Linked DNA regions of Homo sapiens: regions 1 and 3 are each linked to region 2. Evidence: read pairs that join two places in POLR2A ChIA-PET (ENCODE). Cell type or tissue: PC-9. All regions are shown on one strand.

Region 1 (8,000 bases), 160 kb after region 2:
CCAGGAGCTGTCCCACTACCGCGCCGTGCTGTCCCGATACCAGGCCCAGCACGGGGCCCTGTGAGGCTGCCCCACATCCCCACCTGGCGGAGCTCTCCTCCGCCTTGCTGAGACTTACGCCCTGTTCCCTTCCTGCCCTGTGGCCCACGGGCCGGCCAGCTGGGTGCCCCAGGGACGTGATAATGCAGATAAATACATTTATATTTTTAAGAAAAAGCGAGCCTCCCCCCTCCCTTGCGGGGGCGGGGAGGGTTCTCTGTGTGTGTCCCCGGCACGTCAGGGACCCTATCCTCCCACCGCCTCCGTTAACACGATCCTGAATAAATCTTGAGAACCCCAGAGCCAGCTGTTGTGGAAGAAGAGGGCAGCTCCCTGGCATACTGGCTGCAGCCCGTGGGCAGCTCCGGGCTGTCGTCCATAGAGGGCAGGCGCTGCTGGAAGTGCTGGAGTCTGAGTCCTCCCGCGGGCTGTCGGATGGAGGAAGGGCAGAAGGTCTGAGAGGAATGAAGCGACTGCCTTTATTGCATAGACCTTTTCAATTGCTTTTTAGATTGGGGACGGAGGACGCGCATGAGACGAACAGGGGATATGAATTTCCCCGCCCCCACCCGCGGGGAGAGGAACATTAGTGCAAATCCTAGCGCCGGCCCCGGGGAACCTGCCCCTCCTGGGCTGATTGGCCAGCTAAATGGAGGCACCGGAGTGGATGGGGCGAGGCTGCGGGCCCTGACCGGCCGACTCACTGAGGCCTACCCCAGCCAGTACATTCCAGGTCCTGTCATTGGGCGACGCGTAAAATAGACTCCGCCCTCAGCCATCCTGGCCGGGTAGGAGCAGGTGGCAAGCGTCAGGACTGAGCCCTGCCCCGTAAGGGCGGCCCCAGATCAGACGCCAGGCCCCGCCCTCATTGATCAGGCACTACCCTCGGGACGAGCCCATTTCTCTTTAACCGTGACGACGCCCACCTTCCAGCATCACGTCTGGTCCCATGAAAGCGAGCGCAATCCTGAGACGGGGCCAGGGCCCCTGCCACCACAACTCTAGCAGCCAGGCCACACCCCCTAGCTCAGGCTCCGCCCCATTGGAATGTAGGCCCCGCCCCCGGCGGGTACCAAGCTTGTTTAGTTTCAGGGCTCCCGCCCCGGGCAGCCAGGAGGCCCAGTGAGCAGTGTACCGATGCCAGGGTGCATCTGTGCCTGTAGCGGCCCATACTCCACCTGCTCCCCGTCCACTGTGAGCACGCCGCGTGGTGTGAGCGGCTCTAGGCGGAAGGCACGGGCCGCGGCGTAGCCCAGCTGCGGACAGCCCAGGCTGAAGTGGCTACCACGCTCCATGGCCAAGAAAAGGCGCAGCAGCGCAGCCCGCGAGATGCCGCTACGCACCCAGCACAGGTGCACCAGGCCGTCGTCGAAGCGCGCATGCGGAGCTGCCACCAGGTCAGCGCCTAGGTGGCTGGGCGAGATGGCCAACATGAGCACAAAGTCCCCCTCCAGCGTCACCCAGTCTGGGGGCAGCGGGGTGCCCAGCGGAGGCAGCAGGTGGTCGGGCGGGCCGCAGGTGGAGGCCCCTACCCGGGCATCAGGGGTGGGAAGTGGGAGCCCAGAGGATGGGGGAATTACGGGGGCCCCTTCGGAGACGGGTGAGTGTAGAGCTGCCTTGGGAGAGCCAGGAGGTGAAGACAGCAGTGGGTCCGGGGACAGCGGAGCATCCCCAGCCCCACCCCAGTCCCCAGCCAGCTCTGGGCCCCCACCGTTGAGGGACAGGATGGGCAGGGGTTCTGGCGAGCCAGGAGAGGCCAGGGCAGGCTGGGGCAGGGGAAGAGGCAGGTCAGACACAGAACGATGCAGGGGTGAGTGGGCCATGGGCGGGGCTGGGTCTGGGGTTAGGGTCAGCTCCGACTTGGCACGAGGCAGGCTATGGGCAGGGGTGGGCGAGGCAGGTTCCACAGTGGCGGGGAGGTAGGAGAGGCGTCCGCGGTAGGTGTGCAGTGTGGCGAGGCCCAGCACCGTGCCCAGTGTGAAGCGGGCACTGCCCAAGGCCCTGAAGCGCTCGCTCTGGATATCCACATCTGACACGAAGCCCCAGGCCACAGACAGGAAGGAGAAACAGCGGGAGCCCGAGGCCAGCGTCACGGAGAGCAGGTCCAGTGGGTGGCCACCACCCCGGCACAGCAACAGTGAGCAGTTGAGCAACAGGTCGAGGCCCAGGGCTGGCTCAAATCTTCACAGCCGGAGATGGACGGACACACAGAAGGAAGGAGCAAACAGGGGTTGGGGAAAGAGACAGGTAGGAAAGCAGCTGGCAATGAGACCACGAAGGCCATGGCCCAGGCCCACCACAGCCGTGGGGCCACCTCCAGGCGACTCCTTACGGGGCCAGGTTCCTGGTCATCTTTCATTTGCTCCCTACAATTCACTGAGTGCCTCCCATGCCAGGCAGAGTTCTGGGCGCTCGGGATACAGCTGGGAAGCAGGCAGGCAAAAATGTCCAGGAGCTGGGGGTGAGCATCCCACAGGCAGGCTGATTTACTTGACTGACTGTGGGTTTGGCTGAGTGGGAGATATAGGGGTCCCTATCACCCCAGGAGGGGCTCATCCCTCCCTTCGTGGTATCCTCAACCTACCCCCCGTGCTGGTTCACTGCTCCGGCCAGCGCGTTGCCCGAGCCGCAGGGGAGGATGCCCACAGGCATCTTCACAGCTTCCTCCCAGTCAGGGCGATCTAGGAGCCCGTTCAGCACCTGGAGGGTGGGAGACCAGAAGCCTGGGTCCTGGTGGCAGTCTCTATAGTCCCCCAGGGCCCAGGGCTAGGGGCAGGGTGCTCCTGCTCTACCTCATGGAGCAGCCCGTCTCCCGAGACCGTGACGATGCCATCCCACTCACTCAGGCTCAGCCCCTGGACCAGCTCCCGGGCGTGGTTCTGTCGTTCTGAAGTGGGATACCGGGCTGTTAGGCAGGCTGTCCCACCCCAGCCCCATAGACCCAGGAGTCCCACCCACCACTTTGCTCCCTTAGGACTCAGCTGTCCCAGCCCCCAGCTCCCATTCTCACTGGCCCTTACCTGTCTGGATGAGGTTGAAGGACAGCCCAGCTTCAGAGATCATGGGAAGCACGTGGTTCTTACACCACTGCCAGGCCAGGCCCCGACCCCCAAAGGGATTGACCAATAGAAGCAACCGGGGCGGCCGAGGTAGCAGGTCAGGGGTGATCTCTGTGGAGAGAGGTTAGGGTCTGCAGAGGCCAGTGACCCAGGCCCCCCACCTTGGAAACAGTCCCTTCATCAGCCCCCAACGGAATTGGTGGAGGGCTGGCCCCTGGGACCTGCTGGCTCTCATGTGGCCAGGCCTAGGTATGCAGCCCTGCCCCAACTCCTAGCTGCTGAGACAAAGGCAGGGCTTAGGTGTGAAACCAAATGCCCTTTGTCCCCATGTGTGGGAGGAGCTGTAGTTCAGAGCTGTGGTTCCCACTTTCCTCACCCCAAACACCTATTACCCAGGATTAGGTTACTTCCAGCCCTTAGGGGCCCCAGGCAGGATTAGATGCCACCTCTGAACTCCAGGGAAGCCCTAGACCTCTGTTGGCACCCATCACTCTGGGTGGTACCTGGTCCTGTCTCAGGCTGCTGCTCTCACCACCCTGGGTGACTCACCTGTGGTCAAGACCCATGCAAAGGGGAAGAGGATAGGAGACAGAAACATAAATCTAGCAAGAGAACAGCAGATGTAAATCACTTTTCTCTGCCTGCGTTTTTGTTTTGTTTTGCTTTTTGTGATGGAGTATCGGTCTTGTCGCCCAGGATGGAGTGCAATGGTGCAATCTCGGCTCACTGCAGCCTCTGCCTCCCGGGTTCAAGTGATTCTCCTGCCTCAGCCTCCCGAGTAGCTGGAATTACAGGCATCCGTCACCATGCCCGGCTAATTTTTGTATTTTTAATAGAGACAGGGTTTCGCCATGTTGGCCAGGCTGGTCTCGAACTCCCGACCTCAGGTGATCTGCCTGCCTTGGCTTCCCAAAGTGCTGGGATTATAGGCATGAGCCACTGCACGCGACCTCTGCCTGTGCTTTTTTTTTTTTTTTTTTTTTTTTTGGAGACAGAGTTTTGCTCTTGTTGCCCAAGCTGGAGTGCAATGGCACGATCTCAGCTCACTGCAACCTCTGCCTCCTGGGTTCAAGCGATTCTCCTGCCTCACCCTCCTGTAGCTGGGATTACAGGTGCGCAGCACCACACCCGGCTAATTTTTTGTATTTTTAGTAGACATGGGGTTTCACCATGTTAGCCAGGCTGGTCTCGAACTCCTGACCTCAGGTGATCCACCCGCCTCAGCCTCCCAAATTGCTAGGATTACAGACATGAGCCACCACATCCGGTCCTCTTGTCTTTTTGTTCCTTCTGTAGCCCATCCCTGTGTATCACTCCTAACGGATCCAGAGAGATACATCACCCAGACACACAGAAAAATAAAGACACAGCTGCCTATGGAGGAAATTCTGCAGAGACACCAAGGTGGCTCCAGGATAGAGCAGCTGCCCAGCACCTCACCCCCATCCCCGGGCAGTGGCAGTCCTCGGAGCAGACAGGTGAGGGCAGTGGCCCAGCGCTGGGCCTCGGCACGGTTCTCTTCGTAGGTGGCGGCCCCATCTGCCCGGAAGGTGCGAGTGGCTCTGCGCCGGGCCCCGCGCCGGCCCCGAGGGTAGGTGTAGATGCAGAAGTAGGCCGCTGAGTCTGAGGGGCTGCGGCTTCGCAGGGTGCAGCAGCCTGAGACCTCGGCCAACGGGACCAGGCCACCCCGGGGCCTGGCTTCAGGTTTGGGGCGCAGCCGCTGTATGTGCAGGGCCTGCGATGTAAGGGTGAGGGCAAAGCGTGGGCCTCGGGCTGGGTAGGAGCCAAACTCGCCATGGAGGAGCGGGGTGCTGGCAGCCAGTGGCGGTGGGGGCGGGGCCATGGCCTTAGCCCTGACCAGGGTGCTCCTAGGCCCGTGGCCCCAGCTCCCGGTCAGCTCCTGGTCTGGCCTCTGTGGGAAGGGAGGAGAGAAGGGGTGAGAATTCAGGACCCCATGGCAGGGGCAGGGAGGGGCAGGGGCTGTGGACAGGAGGAGACAATGAGGGGCAGTGGCAGGTGAGACAGGAGCATCAGAGACAGACAGGCTCAGACAGGTGTGGGCAGACCTTGAGGATGCGGGACAGAGGCCAGCATCCCAGAGGGGGCCGGAGACCCGGGCATGCAAACATCCAATCATTTATTCCCCAGTAAGTATTCAGTACCCTTTATGTGCCAATCACGGTGCTAGGCCTAGCAAACACAGCAGGAGACAAAATAGCCCCAAATCCTTGCCTTCATAGGAATAGATAAACAAGAGAAAGGATTGAAATATACAGGTGGTTGGGTGATGATAACGGGCTTTGGGGGAAAAGAAGGCACAGGAAGGGGAATGGATAGTGGGATTGGATATGCAGAAACAGACATGCAAAGACTGAAAGACACACCTCCCCGACACCCCCACCCCCCATACGGTGCAGTGGGTAAAACAGCAAAACAATCACAAACGCAATAGAGATAGGGTCTGAGAGCCAGAGAAACACTGAGAGGAGACAAACAGGGTCAATGAGGTGAAACTCAGGCGATGAAAGATACTTAAGAGAGTAAGACTTTTTCACCCCAACGAGAAAGGCAAGACAGAGTGGAAGGGAGAGCAAATAGGAGGGGTACGAGGCAGGCATGGAGACAGCTGGAGAGAAGGGATATGACAGGGACTACGGGGTCCGAGAGGAGCCACATGCGAGCGCCTGCAAGGGGCAGGGGCCAAGAGCTGGTCCCTGAGCACTGACCTGGGTGTCTGGCCGCCTGCTCTCCAGGGAGCGGGTGGGAGCAGGACTGAGGTCCCTTCCCCACAGGCCCTCTCCCTGCCCTCTGCCCGGATTCTGCCTCCTCCTTTCGCTCACCTTTGTTCCCCACTGCCCCGCCCAGCCACCTGCCAGTCCTGCCCCTCACATTCCCCAGGCCCAGAGCGCCAGGACAGCCCCCCACCCCCCACCGCCTGTGGACTCACCCTTAGGAACTACATCTGCCCCCCTATCCCCAGCGGCTCTCTCGGGTCCAGGACGTCTGCTTCACCCCCAAACCTGCCCTGGCCCCATTATGGGAACCTCAAATCAGGTTCAAGCACAGAGCCCTAGATGTCCTCCAGTCTTGGGCCTGGGTCTCTGTCCCTGGGTCCCCGAGACCTGGACCTGGGTCTCCATCCATTGGTCCCCAATCCATAGGCCTGCGTGTCTGGCCCTGGGCCCCCAAACCGCCATCCGCACTCTTATTTCCAGAACCCAGTCCCAGGCCTGGCTGGGTTCAGTCCTGGCCCAGGTTTTCCATTTCCATCTCCCACCCCGGTGCCCCAGTCCCGGGCCTGAGTCTCTGTTCCTCTTGGTCCCTCAGTCCCCTAGACTCCGGTCCCTGCCCCGACCCCCGCACCCTCCTCACACGCCGGGTCCTCCTCCAGGCGGTCCCGCAAGTCAGCACCAACAGCCCCCATCAGACCTAGGGGTGGGGGGAGGGTGTGCATCCGCTCAGCCAATGGCCGTGCAGCCGGCCTGGGCCGCACCAATACGAGGGCGCGGGGGGTGGAGCCAGTCAGCTCGCGAGCTTGGTGCAGGGACCGGCCGCGGGAGAGGCCGAGAGCTGGGCGGGGCCTCGCGCTTCGGGAGACTGGCCGCCATCGTGGGTGAGGGCCGACGCGCAGCGGAGACGACGTCGCGGCCCCATAGACAGCGCCGTTGTCGCCATCTTTGTTAAGGGAGAGTGGGCCTGTCTCATCCATTGAATTCACAAAAGAAAAGGGGCGTGAGGGAGGAGGTCTTTAGCTGCAAAGACAGAGACTCTAACACGCGTAACAAAGGCCCAGAGATCCGATCCAGACACAGAGCAAGGCAGAGACCCACAGAGGTTGGATGAGGCAATAAGAGAGCTGGGAGGAGAGGGAGAGTGGGGAAAGTGAAGGATACTTTTTTTTCGGACAGTTACAGAGTCAGAGAGACCCAGAGAAAAGCAGAGATATAAACAAGAGACCAAAACAGTGGGATTGAGAATGTGCAAGGTAAGGATACAAGAAAACCCTGAAAATGACAGACACGGAGACAGATGGAGACAGACACTTCTGGAATGGAAGCCGCGAAGGAGAGGCTCATTAATTCAGACTTATTTATCTCAGGCTCAAACCAGAATGGAAGCGGCATGAGATAAACATCTGCCCAGTGAATGAACCAGTCACATGGCAAGACAGAGACAGAGAGATGGGGACAGTATCTCTAGGTCAAAGGTGAGGGAGGGAGAGAATATTGGAAGCCCAGGGGCTGGGAGGAACTGGGACAGAAAGTGAAGATGTTGACAGATGCACCGAGGCAAAGACATGGTGAAATTGAAAGAAAGGCAAGTATATATTAGGAGACTTAGAAACAGAATTGCATAGAGAGAAAGAGATATGCATTAGGAGACAAGGACAGAGCTCACTAGAAAGTGACAAATGTAGGCTGTAGGCCAGGCGTGGTGGCTTACGCCTGTAATCCCAGCACTCTGGGAGGCCGAGGCGGGTGGATCGCCAGGTCAGGAGTCCGAGACCAGCCTGACCAACATGGAGAAACCCCCGTCTCTCTCTCTTTTTTTTTTTTTTTTTTTGAGATGGAGTCTGGCTCTGTCACCCAGGCTGGAGTGCAGCGGCACGATCTAGGCTCACTGAACCGCCTGCCTGGTTCAAGCGATTCTCCTGCCTCAGCCTCCTGAGTAGCTGGGACTAGAGGCACGTGCCACCACGTCCGGCTAATTTTTTACATTTTTAGTAGAGACAGGGTTTCACCGTGTTAGCCAGGATAGTCTGGATCTCCTGACCTCGTGATCCATCCGCCTCAGCCTCCCAAAGTGCTGGGATTACAGGCGTGAGCCACCTCACTGGTCCAAAACCCCCATCTCTACTAAAAATACAAAAATTAGCCAGGTGTGGTAGCACGCACCTGTAAT
Region 2 (8,000 bases):
TGGGAAGCCGAGATCAGGAGATCGAGACCAGCCTAGCCAACGTGGTGAAACCCCATCTCTACTAAAAATACAAAAATTATCCGGGCGTGGTGGCGCATGCCTGTAATCCCAGCTACTCGGGAGTCTAAGACAGGAGAATTGTTTGAATCCGGGAGGCAGAGGTTGCAGTGAGCCGAGATCACGCCATTGCACTCCAGCCTGGGCAACAAGAGCAAAACTCCATCTCTAAATAAATACATAAATGAAATAAAAATACAGAAAATCGCCAGGCATCATGGCGCATGCCTGTAATCCCAGCTACTTGGAAGGCTGAGGCAGGAGAACCACTTGAACCCAGGAGGCAGAGGTTGTAATGAGATGAGATCGTGCCACTGCACTCCAGCCAGTGTGACAGAGCAAGACTCTATCTCAAAAAGAAAATAAAAATAATAAAATTAAAAAAGAATTCACAAGCGTCACCCCTACATATATATATACACACATGTATATCTATAGGCTGGAGTACAGTGACGCATTCAGTGTACTGCAGTAATCACTGCAGCCTCGACCTCCCAGACTCAAACAATTCTCTCACCTCAGCCTCCCAAGCAGCTGGAATCACAGGCATGTGCCACTATGCCTGCCTAATTTTTTATTTTTATTTTTGTAGAGACAAGGTCTCAATATAATGCCCAGGCTGGTCTCAAACTCCTACGCTCAAGTGATCCGCCCATCTTATCCTCCCAAAGTGCTGGGATTACAGTCATGAGCCACTGCACTGAGCCTAATTTTATTATTTTTTATTTTTTGTAGAGACAAGGTCCCACTAGGCTGATCTCAAACGATCCTTCCACCTTGGTCTCCCAGTGTTGAGGTTACAGGCACGAGCCACCACCCCCAGCCTAAGAGACTATCATCAATGATTTTTTTTTCTTTTTTCTTTTCTAGAGCAGGTACAATGTAATCAATTATTATTATTATTATTAAGACCGAGTCTTGCTCTGTCACCAAGCTGGAGTGCAGAGGCATGATCTTGGCTCACTGCAACCTCTGCCTCCTGGGTTCAAGCAATTGTCCTGTCTCAGCCTCCCGAGTAGCTAGGACTACAGTTGTGTGTCATCACACTCAGCTAATTTTTTTTTTTTTGTTATTTTAGTAGAGAAGGGGTTTTACCATGTTGGCCAGGATGGTCTCTATCGCTTGACCTCACGATCCACCTGCCTCGGCCTCCCAAAGTGCTGGGATTATAGGCGTGAGCCACCGTGCCTGGCCATCAATTTATTATGATGATGATGATGATTTTTGAGATGGAGTCTCAGTCTGTCACCCAGGCCAGAGTGCAGTGGCGCAATCTTAGCTCACTGCAATCTCTGCCTCCTGGGTTCAAGCGATTCTTTTGCCTCAGCCTCTCGAGTAGCTGGGATTACAGGTGCCCGCCACCAAGCCCGGCTAATTTCTTTTTTTTTTTTTTTTTGAGATGCAGTCTCACTCTGTCACCCAGGCTGCAGTGCAGTGGCGCCATCTCGGCTCACTGCAAGCTCCGCCTCCAGGGTTCACGCCATTCTTCCTGCCTCAGCCTCCCGAGTACCTGGGACTACAGGCGCCCGCCACCACGCCCAGCTAAATTTTTTGTATTCTTAGTAGAGACGGGGTTTCACCGTGTTAGCCAGGATGGTCTCGATCTCCTGACCTTGTGATCCACCCGCCTCGGCCTCCCGACGTGCTGGGATTACAGGCGTGAGTCACCGCGCCCGGCCTTTTTTTTGGTATTTTTAGTAGAGATGGGGTTTCACCATGTTGGCCAGGCTGGTCTGGAACTCCTGACCTCAGGTGATCCGCCCGCCTCAGCCTCCCAACGTGCTGGGATTACAGGCGTGAGCCACCGTGCTCAGCCTCAGTGATTTTTGAGAATGTGAAGGGGTCTTGGGACCAAAGGGTTCAAGAACTGCTATCCATGAGCAGTGCTGGGCACACAGTGAGTAGGTGTGAGTGTTGGCGCTGCAGCTCACTTTGGAAAATAACTTTGTGTTGGTGCCTCATGCCTGTAATCCCAGCATTCTGGGAGGCCAAGGCAGGAGGATTACTTGAGCCCAGGAGTTCGAGACCACCCTGGGCAACATAGTGAGACCCCCCCTCCTCTACAAAAAATAAAAAAATTAGCTGCATGTGGTGGCGTGTGCCTATGGTCCCAGCTATTCGGTAGGCTGAGATAGGAGGATGGGTTTAGGCCAAGAATTCCAGGTTGCAGTGAGCTGTGTTCATGCCGCTGCACTCCAGCCTGGGTAACAGAGCAAGACCCTGTCTCAAAAAAAAAAAAAAAAAAGAAAGAAAGAAAGAAAGAAAAAGAAAAAAAAGAGTCCAATTCTGTGAGAAAATGAATATCTGCAAAGAATAATTTTTTTTTTTTTTTTGAGATGGAGTCTCGCTCTGTCACCCAGGCTGCAGTGCAGTGGCGCCATCTCGGTTCACTGCAAGCTCCGCCTCCCGGGTTCACGCCGTTCTCCTGCCTCAGCCTCCCCAGTAGCTGGGACTATAGGCGCCCGCCACGACGCCTGCCTAATTTTTTGTATTTTTAGTAGAGACGGGGTTTCACCATGTTAGCCAGGATGGTCTCGATCTCCTGACCTTGTGATCCTCCAGCCTCGGCCTCTTAAAGTGCTGGGATTACAGGTGTGAGCCACCAGGCCCAGCCAGATTAAATCTTTAATTATAATTTAATTATATAAGACTTAGGGTACTATAGGCCTTCATGGCTTTAGAAAACATTTTTCAAAATATTTAAAGACATTTTCATGCTTAAGGATGTCTTCATTTTAAAATAACAAACAGGACTAGGCGCCGTGGCTCACGCCAGTAATCCCAGCATTTTGGGAGGCCGAGGTGGGTGGATCACCTGAGGCCAGGAGTTTGAGACCAGCCTGGTGAACATGGCGAGACCCCTGTCTCTACTAAAAATAGAAAAATTAGCCGGGTGTGGTGGCGGGCACCTGTAATCTCAGCTACTCTGGAGGCTGAGGCAGGAGAATCACTTGAACCTGGGAGGTGGAGGCTGCAGTGAGCTGAGATCACAACGCTGCACTCCAGCCTAGGCAACAGAACAATACTCTGTCTCAAGAAAAATAAATAAGTGTGTGTGTGTGTGTGTGTGTGCGCCCAAGATTAGGACACAAAGAATCACACAGGCATAATGGGGCCTAAAAACTGTTTTTTTTTTTTAACTGTTTTTTTTTTTTTTTTTTTTTGAGATGGAGTCTCGCTCTGCCGCCCAGGCTAGAGTGCAATGGCGTGATCTCGGCTCACTGCAACCTCCGCCTCCCAGGTTCAAGCAATTCTCCTGCTTCAGACTCCCGAGTAGCTGGGACTACAGGTGTGAGCCACCACACCGGGCTAATTTTTGTATTTTTAGTAGAGACGGGGTTTCACCATGTTGGCCAGGCTGATCTTGAAGTCCTGATCTCAGGTCATCCTCCTGCCTCAGCCTCCTAAAATGCTGGGATTAAGCCATGAGCCACTGCGCCCGGCCGTTAAACTGTTTTATAAGCTCTGTGTGTGTGTGTGTGTGTGTGTGTGTGTGTGTGTGTGTGTGTGTGCTTAAGACAGTCTTTCTCTGTCACTTAAAAAAAAACCTGGTAAATAGCGGGCCCTACCTTTCCTACTGAAAAATAAATAAATAAATAAAATAATAAATCCAGGTAAATACATCTCAGCTGTAATAACCCAGCCACAGCGTGCTGTGTGTCAGGCCACGCTGTGGTGTGCCTGCAGCACCATCTGGTGGTCAGTGTTGAGTATAAAGTCAAAGGCCAAAAGAGGAGAAGGCCGGGCGCAGTGGCTCACACCTGTGATCCCAGCACTTTCCGAGGCCGAGGCGGGAAGATCACTTGAGGTCTGGAGTTTGAGACCAGCCTGGCCAACATAGTGAAGCCAGCCTGGCAGGAGAATCCCTTGAACCCGGGAGGCAGAGTTTGCAATGAGCTAAGATTGAGCCACTGCACTCCAGCCTGGGTGACAGAGTGACACTGTGTCTCAAAATAAATAAATAAGTAAACTAAAAATAAAAAATGGAAAACTAAGGAAAGAGGCAATTTACAGAGTGAGTCTCCAAATACAATTTCATCAGTTAGCAATGTGTAAAAATTAAAGTAGAGCTTCCTCTTCAAAGAGACTTTCCTCCTCGTCTACTTAGGAATAAATAGTAACTTCTCTTAGACGCAAAATGTATTCAAAGACCTGTGCTAACATTCTTAAATATCTGCTAGCCGTAATAAAGAAATCAGTGTACTTTATGTTTTTAGCTCCCACAATTTACCCTAAATATTTGCCCTGGCATGCTTATACTGGTCCAAGCAAGCATTAGGTCACAGCCTGTTCCTCTTCCTTATTTGAAGGTGTTTTTACCTTTCTCAGCATTCCACAAGTCACTTCCCCCTTCCTTTGTTCTCCTCTGCCTTTGCCTCTTTTAAAAAGTTCCAAGTTGCTAGCCAGTTGGGACAAATACAGAATGTGAGGTCCCGTTCCAGCCAATGGAAACCCGACACGGCAGTAGAGTGGATGCGTCAGGTTATAAATGACCCTGTCTCCTTTGTTCGTTGTACTCTTGTGGCAAAACTGCTGGCGAGTGTACCTTTTCTGCAGAAAGTAAAAATGGCCTTGCTGGCCGGGCTCAGTGGCTCATGCCTGTAATCCCAGCACTTTGGGAGGTCAAGGCGGGCGGATCACCTGAGGTCAGGAGTTTGAGACCAGCCTGACCAACATGGAGAAACCCCGTCTCTACTAAAAATACAATATTAGCCGGGCGTGGTGGTGCATGCCTGTAATCCCAGCTACTCGGGAGGCTGAGACAGGAGAATTGCTTGAACCTCGGAAGCCGAGGGTGCAGTGAGCTGAGATTGTGCCATTGCACTCCAGCCTGGGCAACAAGATCGAAACTCCATCTCAAAAAATAAAAATAAAAATAAAAATGGCCTTGCTGAGGAAATTAATGTTCAAGTGCTATGTCTTTTTTTTTTTTTTTTGAGGCGGAGTCTCACTCCGTTGCCCAGGCTGGAGTGCAGTGGCACGATCTCGGCTCACTGCAAGCTCCGCCTCCCAGGTTCACGCCATTCTCCTGCCTTAGCCTCCCAAGTAGCTGGGACTACAGGCACCTGCCACCACGCCTGGCTAATTTTTTTTTGTATTTTTATTAGAGACGGGGTTTCAACGTGTTAGCCAGGATGGTCTCTATCTCCTGACCTTGTGATCCACCCGCCTCGGCCTCCCAAAGTGCTGGGATTACAGGCGTGAGCCACCGCGCCCGGCCTCAAGTGCTATTTCTTTATGGCACCAAGGAATAAGCATTTCTAACAAATGTGTGAGTGGTTAAAACCATTTTTAGGGCATTATACAAGTTTACAAACATCTCAAGGGATGAGTGTTTGGAAAGACTCCCCTGAGGTGATGTAACACTGGCTGGCTGATCATAGTGGCTCAAGTTTGTAATCCTAGCACTTTGGGAGGCCGAGGCGGGTGGATCACCTGAGGTCAGGAGTTGGAGACCAGCCTGGCCAACATGGTGAAACCCTGTCTCTACTAAAAATACAAAAATTGGCCCAGTGTGGTGGTGGGCAGTAATCCCAGGTACTCAGGAGGCTGAGGCAGGAGAATCACTTGAACCCCGGAGGCACAGGTTGCAGTGAGCCGAGATTGTGCCATTGCACTCCAGCCTGGGCGACAGAGTGAGACTCCATCTCAAAAAAAAAAAAAAAAAAAAAAATAGAAACACTGGCTTAGGCAGGGCGCGGTGGCTCACATGTGTATTCCCAGCTTTTTGGGAGACCGAGGCAGACAGATCACTTGAGGTCAGGGGTTCGAGTCCGGCCTGGCCAACATGGGGAAACCCTGCCTCCACTAAAAACACAAAAATTAGCCAGGCTTGGTGGCAGGTGTCTGTAATCCCAGCTATTTGAGAGGCTGAGGCGAGAGATTCGCTTGATCCCAGGAGGCAGAGTTTGCAGTGAGCCAAGATGACACCACTGCACTCCAGCCTGAGTTAGACTCCATCTCAAAAAAGAAGAAAACAAAACAAAACAGAAACACTGGCTTAGGCATTTATGAAAAACCCACAGCAAACATCCTACTCAATGGTGAAAGACTGACAATACACAAAAGAAAGAAAGAAATTCGTAACAGACATAAATGGAAAGACATCCCAAGTTTATAGACTGGAAGACAATAGTATTAAGATGACGATGCAGCTGGGCACGGTAGCTCATGCCTATAATCCCAGCATTTTGGGAGGCTGAGGCAGGAGGATTGCTGGAGCCCAGGAGTTTAAGATCAGCCTTGGCAACTGATATGGTTTGGCTCTGTGTCCCCACTGAAATCTCATTATGAATTATAATCTCAGCGGGTCCAGGGAGGGACATGGTGGGAGGTAACTGGATCGTGGGGGCAGTTTCCCCCATGCTGTTCTCGTAGTCATGAGTGAGTTCGCACAAGATCTGATGGTTTGAAACTGTGGTGGTTCCCTCCTCTAGCTCTTTCTCCCTCCTGCCACTATATAAGACGTGCCTTGCTTCCCCTTCCCCTTTTGCTATGATTGTAAGTCTCCTGAGGACTCCCCAGCCCTGTGGAACTGTGAGTCAATTAAACCTCTTTTCTTTATAAATTACCCAGTCTCGGGTAGTTAGTTTTAACAGCATGCACCTGGTCTCTACAACAACAACAACAAAAACTTAGCTGGGTATGGTGGCACCTGCCTGCAGTCCCAACTACTGAGAAGGCTGAGGTGGGAGGATTGCTTGAGCACGAGGTCGAGGTTGCAGTGAGCCATGGGGTCGTGCCACCACACTCCAGCCTGGGCAACACAGTAAGGGCCTGTCTCAAAAAAAAAAAAAAAAAGTGATCTAGTAACTGAATTTAATCCATATCAAAATTTGAACATCTGGCTGGGCGGGGTGGCTCACAACTGTAAATCCCAGCACTTTGGGAGGCTGAGGTGGGCGGATCACCTGAGGTCAGGAGTTCAAGACCAGCCTGGCCGACATGATGAAACCCCGTCTCTACTAAAAATACAAAAATTAGCCAGGCATGATGATGCCTGTAATTCCAGCTACTTGGGAGGCTGAGGCATGAGAATCACTTGAACCCGGGAGGTGGACGTAGCAGTGAGCTGAGATCGCACCACTGCACTCTAGCCTGGGTGACAGAGAGAGACTCCATCTCAAACAAACAAACAAAACGTGCAGAATGCTAAAGACTAAGCAAATAAGTAATAGCTACCATGTCCAGAGGCTTCCTCTAAGCCCGCTAGAAGGCACTGCCCTACAGTATTTCTCTCGTTTCCACTTGTGCAGATAAGAATACTGAAATTCAGAAGTCTCCTGCCCCTGGTTACTCCAGTAGTAAGAGGTGGGGGAACTCAGGCTCTCTCTCTTCATTGCCCACATCCTGAACCACTGCTCATGTTATATGCCCATATTTTGCATGTAAATTCAAAAGATTTAGGCGTCAGGTCCCGATCCTTTAACCCCTGGTTACCAGTCCCTGTTCTAGTCCACCCCTCAGGAGGAGGCAGCTGGAGTATCTGAGGTCAGTCACACGTGCAGTCTGCCATGCTTACATGACCAACACTTGTTTAAAATTTTGTCCCCCGGACTGCGCACGGTGCCTCACGAATGTAATCCCAGCACTTTGAGAGGCCGAGGCGGGCAGATTCCTTGAGCCCAGGAGTTCGGGACTAGCCTGGGCAACATGGCAAAACCCCGTCTCTACTAAAAATACAAAAATTAGGCCCAGCATGGTGGTGGCTCACGCCTGTAATCCTAGAACTTTGGGAGGCCGAGGCAGGCGGATCACAAGGTCCAAGAGTTTGAGAACAGCCTGGCCAACATCATGAAACCCCATCTCTACTAAAAATACAAAAAGTAGCCCGGCATGGTGGCAGGTGCCTATAATCCCAGCTACCCAGGAGGCTGAGGCAGGAGAATCGCTTGAACCCAGGAGGCAGAGGTTGCAGTGAGCCGAGACTGCGCCATTGCTCT
Region 3 (8,000 bases), 270 kb before region 2:
CGATGTGGGTGGAGGAGGAGAGAAACTAGAACAGGCAAGCAGATGGCCAGGGGACCTTGAGAACGTGGCCCACAGAAGGCCTTTAAGTATCTGGGAGATGGGGTTCAAATGGGAAATCTTACTTGGTAAGAGGGGGCAAAGGTTGACTTAGAATATTCTGTTTTGAGGTAATAAGCTACCGATCACAGAGGAGTACAAGCAAGGTTGAATGAGAAGTGATCAGGATGCTGGAGAGTTCAGCCCTCGGCAGGGAGCTGAAGTCAGGTTTCTAGCCCTCTTCCCTGTCCCAACCTTTACTCTACATTGGGAAAGAAACAGACCTTAAAATTTTCCAGCTTGATGGCCAGGTGCGATGGCTCATTCCTGTAATCCCAGCACTTTGGGAGGCCGAGGTGGGTGAATCACCTGAGGTCAGGAGTTCGAGACTAGCCTGGCCAACATGGTGAAAACCCGACTCTACTAAAATTATATAAAGAAATTAGCTGGTCGTGGTGGCGGATGCCTGTAATCCAAGCTACTCTGAAGGGTGAGGTAGGAGAATTGCTTGAACTCAGGAGGCAGAGGTTGCAGTAAGCCAAGACTGTACCATTGCACTCCAGCCTTGGCAAAAAGAGCGAAACTCCATTTCAAAAAAAAGAAAAAAATTTTGTCCAGCTTGAGTGGGGCATGAGTTTCTGACTAACTCATCGGCCCCCTGGCTAGGATCAGGGGGTCACTGTCCATTGAGAGCTGTTGAGTAGGGCCAGCAAAATCCAACAGAAAGGCCCCAGAAGCCTGAATGGGGGAGGAGGGGTAAGTGGGATCCTGGGCATGGCTGCAGAAAGTAGCCTCAGTTTTCCTTGTCTGCAGAATGGGCTGGTAGGATGAGATAATGGGGGTTGAGCAGTCAGAGGCCTTGACCAAAAGCTTTTTTTTTTTTTTTTTTTTTTTTTTTTTTTTTGAGATGGAGTCTCGCTCTGTCACCCAGGCTGGAGTGCAGTGGTGTGATCTGAGCTCACTGCAGCCTTCACCTCCCGGGTTGAAGTGATTCTTCTGCCTTAGTTGGGATTACAGGTGTGCGCCACCACGCCCGGCTACTTTTTGTATTTTTTGGTAGAGACAGGGTTTCGCCATGTTGGCCGGGCTGGTCTCAAACTCCTGACCTCAAGTGATCCGCATGCCTCGGCCTCCCAAAGTGCTGGGATTACGGGCATGAGCCACTGCGCCCGGTGATCAAAAGCTGTTTATAGTGAAGAAGTGACAAGGGAAGCCAGGGACAGACCACAGGCCTTCACAATAGCCCTTCACATGTTACCCATCGCCCCACCAACTCTCTCTCTCTCTCTCAGGTCCAGCTTTGAGCAAAGGACATAGGCAACTTCTCCCCGCATCTATACAGACCAGGCCCCTGGGCAGGGTGGGGCGTGGCTGCCTCAGTTTCTACGTCTCCTTGTTTTCCATCTGTGACTTTGGTCGTTTTTGCCACCTTCATCTCTGTCTCTAACTTCCAGTGTCTGTCGCCTCTGGGTAGTACTAATAGCTCCCTTTCCATCGTGGTCTCTTTCTTCCTCCCTGTCTCTCCCCTTTCTTGTTGTATTTATTCCTCACTCATCAAAGCCCATCTTTTTCGCTATGGTCCGGTGCACTTCTCTCTAGATCCCTTTCTCTTTCCCCACCCAGCCTACCCAGGTGGAAGTTTTCAACCAAATCAAAGGCAGGCAGGACAGCTGACACCAGCGCTGACTCCTTCAGCACGTGCGGGAAGGGTTGGGGAGCCCCGGGGACATCTGGAAATCGTTACCCCGAGGTGGGCAGGCCTGGCAGAGGGAGGAAGCAGCCAGGAGGTTCTGGACCCTGGAGCAAAGGGGGGTGTTTCTCATGGATGTCCTGAGGTGCTGGGGGCAGTGCAGGGGTCTCTGTCTGTATCTCTGACACCCCCAGGTCTCTGTCCTTCTTTCTGTGTCTCTGTCTCCCCCACCCCCTGGGTCTCTGAAATCCTGAACTTCTCCATCCCCTTCTGTCCGCCTCTTTCTGACTCTCCATCCCCCACTCCGTGTTTCTCTGTGCCCCTCTTGGAGTCCCTGTCTCTCTGTCTCTGGGTCTCTTAATCACTCCATCCATCCATGTGCCTGCAGGCCTTTCATTGGCTGGATTGGGGTGGGCGGGTTCTGTCACCTGGGGCAACAGCAACAAACCAGCTCCTGCTTGGCTACAGGGAGGGGGTGGAACCATGGCCAGTGGCACCCTGGCTGTGCGCTGTGGCCCCCCGTGGTCTTTCATCTCTGCAACCGAGATGCCTGAATCCTGGCCCAACTGGCATCTCACCAGCAGCTACGTTACCCATGGCATTATCCCACCCGTACCCTTCCCCCCGCCCACGGTGCAGGTGGGCAGACCCTAGGCTGAAGCCCTGCGGGGCCTGGGGACCCAGAAAGATGGGGGCTGAGAAAAGGGGATTGGGAGCTTGGACTCCTCTCTGAAGGAGGAGGGTCCTGGAGTCCTGGGTCTGAGAGAGGAGGCGCCAGGGAATTTGGATGCCAGGGACTGCAGAGGAAAGGGCTGGGGGCCGACTGGAAGAGGTCAGAGTTTGGGGTGGGGGGTGATAGGGACTCCTGAGTCTTTCTAGCTGATGTGCGGCGCCTTCTCTCCAGTCCACGGTCGCGGACCCTCTACCTCCGACTGCAAAGCAGGATTCTCGCATCTGGGCTTTCGACGAGGTCCTCAGCAGATGGGAGACAACCTCTGGCTCGGCCTACGTGCCCAAGACCCATGGCGGGCCCTGCGCCCAGCCCAGAGCCCCAGAGCCTGCAGACCCCACGCGGACTGTGGGGATCAAGGATTCAGGAGAAAAGGTAAGATTTGGGGAGCGCCGGAGTCTGCGGGGGACTGCATTTGAGTCCCCTGCTCCTTCACATGAGTCTCTGGGTTGCCTTTCCGCAGCTCAGACACCGCAGCTGAACCCTCCTACTGACCACAAAGTACCAGAGCAGCGAGACGAGGGCGCAGTACACTTGCTCTCCCGGCCCGGACGCGCGCGCCCCCAAATACGTCGGGCCCCAGCCCCTCACAACTCTCGGACCACCACCGCGGGGGGCCTTCCCAGGTGTCTGGGTGGAAGCCGGCGCTGGCGAGACCAGCGGAGCTCCGGGAGCCTGGGGCGGGGCCAGAAGGAAATCACAGCTTTGGGGCGTGGCTAAAGGATCTGGGGCGGGATCGGGAGGTTAGAGGAGCGGGAGGAAGGGCTGGGCATCCACGCCAGGCCAGAAGGACCAGGGGCTGGAAACTCGCCTTCAGGGCTCCTAAGCTGCTGCGGAGCTAGACGGCGGGCTGTGGGTGGGGAGGAGACTAGAATATTCTGAGACGTGGTAGGGTGGGAGTTAGGAGAGGTAACCTGGAGTTGTTGCCCAAGATGCAGCTCAGCTCCAGTGGCCACACCAAGAAGGCTTGAGACCGGGGGCAGAACCAGGGGGATTTTGTGGTGGCTGGGGGCCTGCATTTGAGTTCCTTGACCAGCAGGAGGGCTTGGATTTAGGGAGGTGAGGCTGGGAAGGGTTCGGGTATGAGAAAGGAAGCTGAAGTTCCCTGGCGTGGGTGGCAGGAAGGGCTCTGACCCTGGGGCGGGGTGTGAGGGCCGTGGCCGTCATGGCTGTCGAGGCCGAAGGAGAGGGATTCTGAACTCGGGACCCAGGACTTGGGATGGGGTATGAAATCTATGTCTTGGGTATGCCTCCTCCCCCAATCTTGCTCAGGCTCTAATCGCCTGCACGAAGAACCCCGCGCTGTCTGGCCCACCCTTCACAGTATCCGACCGGGGCGTCCTGAACCGCCGCCAGCTCTATCTGACCACCTCGGCGCGGGACTTTCGGTTCTATCCCAAGTAAGCCGGGCTCTCGCTCGGCACCGCCTCCTGCACAGCCCCCGCCATGGCCGGTGCACGCCGAGCCCCTGGGCTGGCTCCCATTCCCTGACCGGTGGTCTCAGTCTCGACTCCTATAGCAGCAACAACCACAGTTCAGACCCCAGCCCCTCCCTCTTTTAGCACCCAGGAGTCCTTAGTGTCACCTCCAGGAACCGCGGTAGGGACAGGAAGCCTGCACAGCGGCTCGAGGGGATTCTGGATCTGAGGGCAGGGCCTCCTTCGGTACTTGAGCCCCCACATGCTCCTTCGCAAGGAAGCGAAAGCCCCCGTTTCCTTCCCTAGGATGCGAAAGCTCAGCTTCCAGGACGTTAAGTACCTCGAGGACCCAGGAACGCAGGCAACGCGTGCCCGGTCGCGTCCTTCCTAAGGGGTGCTCGCCTGGAAATGCAGGAGTTTGAATGTGCAGACTCCTTAGATCCCGAGGTCTGAAACTCGTCCCCAAGGATCCAGCTGTATCCTCACCATCCCGCCCTGCTCCCACAGGACGGAGCCGTCCGGATACCCCCGCAAGGACTACCTGACCTACTGGAGCTTAGAAGAGACGCCCCAACTCTGGAGTCACGACCCGCAGCGGCAGCCCTGTCTCTGCTCTTCCAGGCCGCCTCGAGCGCCGCACGGCGGGCCATGTCTCCGGCTCAGGAAACCTACAGCTCCTCGCCGCACCCGCTCCGCCGGCTCGACCGCTTCCGCCCGCTGGAGGCGACTTGGGGTGGCCCCCACTGGAAGCCCCTGCCGGGCATACACAGCGTCCCGAAAGCCTACAGCACCGAGAACTCCCGCTCAGGCCGCTGTAAGCCGGGGCTAGTGGGAGCCTGCCGGGCCAGCCCCACCCCAGACACGCCCCCTGGCGTGGGGGCGGAGCAGAGCTCTGGGCAGCCGCTCACTACGCGGTGTCGGACCTAGGTGGGCTCGCACTCATTAAGTCTATCCGCAGTGTGGGGACAGGACTAGCCCAGACACGCCCACTCAGCTGCGGCTGGATCGCGGGGAAGGGACTAAGTCCAGACAATGTCCTCCGAGGCTGCGGCCCCGCGGGCAGGACACACCTCCTGCGGGCCTATTCAATAATCAGTTAAATCACCTGAAGCACACGCATTTCCGGGGACCGCTCCGGGCATCCTGGCTTGAGGGTAGGGTGGGCGGAGGTTCCTAAGGGAGAGGTGGGGCTCGGGCTGAATCCCTCGTTGGGGGGCATCTGGGTCAAGTGGCTTCCCTGGCAGCACAGTCACGGGGAGACCCTCTCTCACTGGGCAGAAGCTAAGTCCGAAGCCGCGCCCCTCCTGTTAGGTTGGACTGTGGTGCAGGAATGGCTCAAGTAGAGGAGGGTTGAGGCTTCAGTCCAGCACCTTTCTCGGGTCACGGCCTCCTCCTGGTTCCCAAGACCCCACCATAGGCAGAGGCAGGCCTTCCTACACCCTACTCTCTGTGCCTCCAGCCTCGACTAGTCCCTAGCACTCGACGACTGAGTCTCAGAGGTCACTTCACCGTGGTCTCCGCCTCATCCTTGGCGCTAGACCACTGAGGGGAGAGGACTGGGGTGCTCCGCTGAGCCACTCCTGTGCCTCCCTGGCCTTGTCTACTTCTCGCCCCCCGAAGGGTTAGTGTCCAGCTCACTCCAGCATCCTACAACCTCCTGGTGGCCTTGACGCCCCCACAAACCCGAGGTATAAAGCCAGGTACACCAGGCAGGGGACGCACCAAGGATGGAGATGTTCCAGGTAAGACTGCAGGGCCCCTGGGCACCTTCCACCTCCTTCCAGGCCATCACTGGCATGAGAAGGGGCAGACCAGTGTGAGCTGTGGAAGGACGCCTCTTTCTGGAGGAGCGTGACCCCCAATAAGCTTCACGTGGGGCAGTTCCTGAGGGTGGGGATCTGAAATGTTGGGGCATCTCAGGTCCCTCGGGCTGTGGGGTGGGCTCTGAAAGGCAGGTGTCCGGGTGGTGGGTCCTGAATAGGAGATGCCGGGAAGGGTCTCTGGGTCTTTGTGGGTGGTGTACCCTGGGGGATGGGAAGGCCAGGGCTCAGGGCTGTGGTCTCAGGCCCGGGTGAAGCAGTGTCCTTGTCCCAGGGGCTGCTGCTGTTGCTGCTGCTGAGCATGGGCGGGACATGGGCATCCAGGGAGATGCTTCGGCCACGGTGCCGCCCCATCAATGCCACCCTGGCTGTGGAGAAGGAGGGCTGCCCCGTGTGCATCACCGTCAACACCACCATCTGTGCCGGCTACTGCCCCACCATGGTGAGCTGCCCGGGGCCCGGGCAGGTGCTGCCACCTCAGGGCCAGACCCACAGAGGCAGCGGGGGAGGAAGGGTGGTCTGCCTCTCTGGTCAGGGGCTGCGGAATGGGGTGTGGGAGGGCAGGAACAGAGGGCTTCCTGGACCCCTGAGTCTGAGACCTGTGGGGGCAGCTGGGGAGCTCAGCTGAGGCGCTGGCCCCAGGCACATGCTCATTCTCCCACTCACACGGCTTCCAGACCCGCGTGCTGCAGGGGGTCCTGCCGGCCCTGCCTCAGGTGGTGTGCAACTACCGCGATGTGCGCTTCGAGTCCATCCGGCTCCCTGGCTGCCCGCGCGGCGTGAACCCCGTGGTCTCCTACGCCGTGGCTCTCAGCTGTCAATGTGCACTCTGCCGCCGCAGCACCACTGACTGCGGGGGTCCCAAGGACCACCCCTTGACCTGTGATGACCCCCGCTTCCAGGCCTCCTCTTCCTCAAAGGCCCCTCCCCCCAGCCTTCCAAGTCCATCCCGACTCCCGGGGCCCTCAGACACCCCGATCCTCCCACAATAAAGGCTTCTCAATCCGCACTCTGGCGGTGTCTTTCTGTGGGCTCAGGGCAACCACACACACACAGGGTGGGTCCAGCTTCCAAACCATTTTATACAAAGTCACAGTATCAGAACTCTGGTAGAAAACAGGGTGGACGGCGGGGCGCGGTGGCTCACGCCTGTAATCCCACCACTTTGGGAGGCCGAGGCAGGCTGATCATGAGGTCAGGAGATCGAGACCATCCTGGCTAACACGGTGAAACCCCATCTCTACTAAAAATACGAAAACTTATCCCGGCTTGGTGGTGGGCGCTTGCAGTCCAAGCTACTTGGGAGGCTGTGGCAGGAGAATGGAGTGAACCTGGGAGGGGGAGCTTGCAGTGAGCCGAGATCACACCACTGCACTCCAGCCTGCATGACGGAGCGAGACTCCATCTCAAAAAAAAAAAAAAAGAAAGAAAGAAAGAAGGAAAGAAAGAAAAAGAAAAGAGAGTGAAGATGGGGGACGACATCCAGCTCAGGAGGTGTCCATGGTCTGGCCTTCTGTGGGGAGAAGGAAGGCCACATGATTGGTGTGGCCCAGGGGGCAGGGCCTCAGCCTCCTAAGCCGAGCTCCGTCTTCCTCCCTCTGACGTTGGCACTGGCAGTGCAGGTGTGGGGGGGGAGCGGCTTGGGGACTTGAATGGGATGAAGGGGCCGAGGGGGATGTCATCTCTTCCATTCTCCTTCATCCACTGCCTCTCCCTTCCCCTCCTCCCCCCTCCCCTCCGTCCATCTGCCTCCCATCCCAGCCAGGAGCCATCACCTAAGTAGAAAAGGGGCCTCTGGAAAGGGGGCGGGGCCTTGACTCTTGGGTACCCTGCACTTGAAGAGGAACTCTGGGAGGGGGTTGTTCAGGGATTTGGCCCCTTCCCCATCTGGCTGTATAACCTTCCTGTGCTTTTCTTCCCCTAGCCGGTTACCCCTCCCTCTCCTGAGATGTCAGGAAAGAGGGGGCCACCTGCGTCCTCCACAGTGGTCCCCGAAGCCTGGGGTTCCCAGCCCCAGAGCTCCGAGGTGGAAGAGTTGCTACAGCTCTGGTGACCACTGGTTGTTTCCCAGTCTTCTCCACGCCAACCTTTCCCAGAACCACAGGCTTCCAGAATGTTGTAGGGAAACTGCAAAATCCGCGCCTCCACCAGCCTCTCCCAGCGCCAGGTCAATTTCACACACAGGGAAACTGAAGCCTGCCTCAGAGGGGCAGCGTTTTACCTCCTTAGTGGCAGTTTTGAGGTGAATCAGGGTCTCCCTAGGATTCCAGGTTGTGGACTTTCTCTAAATTGTGGAATGTGGCCAG

Evidence for each region. Peaks named below come from ENCODE experiments on the same cell type or tissue, not always from the same donor. Only the 100,000 strongest peaks of a DNase experiment are listed, where the experiment ranks them.
Region 1: POLR2A ChIA-PET joins it to region 2 with 12 read pairs; 10 of 35 experiments call an interaction of 5 or more read pairs at or near these places.
Region 3: POLR2A ChIA-PET joins it to region 2 with 14 read pairs; 2 of 35 experiments call an interaction of 5 or more read pairs at or near these places.

What each region holds. Positions count from the first base shown.
Region 1 is chr19:48,622,901-48,630,900 of GRCh38, reverse strand. SPHK2 (sphingosine kinase 2) reads right to left here. Exons shown (of 7, transcript NM_020126.5): 3 at 4,539-5,010; 4 at 3,060-3,209; 5 at 2,832-2,926; 6 at 2,624-2,739; 7 at 496-2,220. The coding sequence ends at 1,128. It overlaps DBP (D-box binding PAR bZIP transcription factor), which reads left to right. Exons shown (of 4, transcript NM_001352.5): 4 at 1-871. The coding sequence ends at 64. Among named protein-coding and RNA genes, the nearest start is that of SPHK2, 7.4 kb to the right of the region's middle. RefSeq lists an enhancer at 2,715-3,215 and silencers at 3,275-3,569, 6,498-6,737. In PC-9, no CTCF peak of the experiment used is centred here; a DNase peak (open chromatin) is centred at 3,540; H3K27ac peaks cover 2,496 bases.
Region 2 is chr19:48,784,066-48,792,065 of GRCh38, reverse strand. No RefSeq gene overlaps it. Among named protein-coding and RNA genes, the nearest start is that of BCAT2, 23 kb to the left of the region's middle. In PC-9, CTCF peaks have their summits at 3,755 (motif pointing left), 6,989 and 7,252 (motif pointing right); DNase peaks (open chromatin) are centred at 3,755 and 7,255.
Region 3 is chr19:49,052,977-49,060,976 of GRCh38, reverse strand. CGB7 (chorionic gonadotropin subunit beta 7) reads left to right here and starts at 3,228. Exons shown (of 5, transcript NM_001385261.1): 1 at 3,228-3,515; 2 at 3,729-3,856; 3 at 4,382-5,616; 4 at 5,969-6,136; 5 at 6,372-6,703. The coding sequence starts at 5,602. The coding sequence ends at 6,686. It also overlaps the pseudogene LOC124904739 and a transcript of NTF4 not described here. RefSeq lists enhancers at 3,948-4,800, 4,801-5,654, 6,329-6,879. In PC-9, CTCF peaks have their summits at 4,570 and 4,769; DNase peaks (open chromatin) are centred at 4,466 and 4,816; H3K4me3 peaks cover 2,040 bases.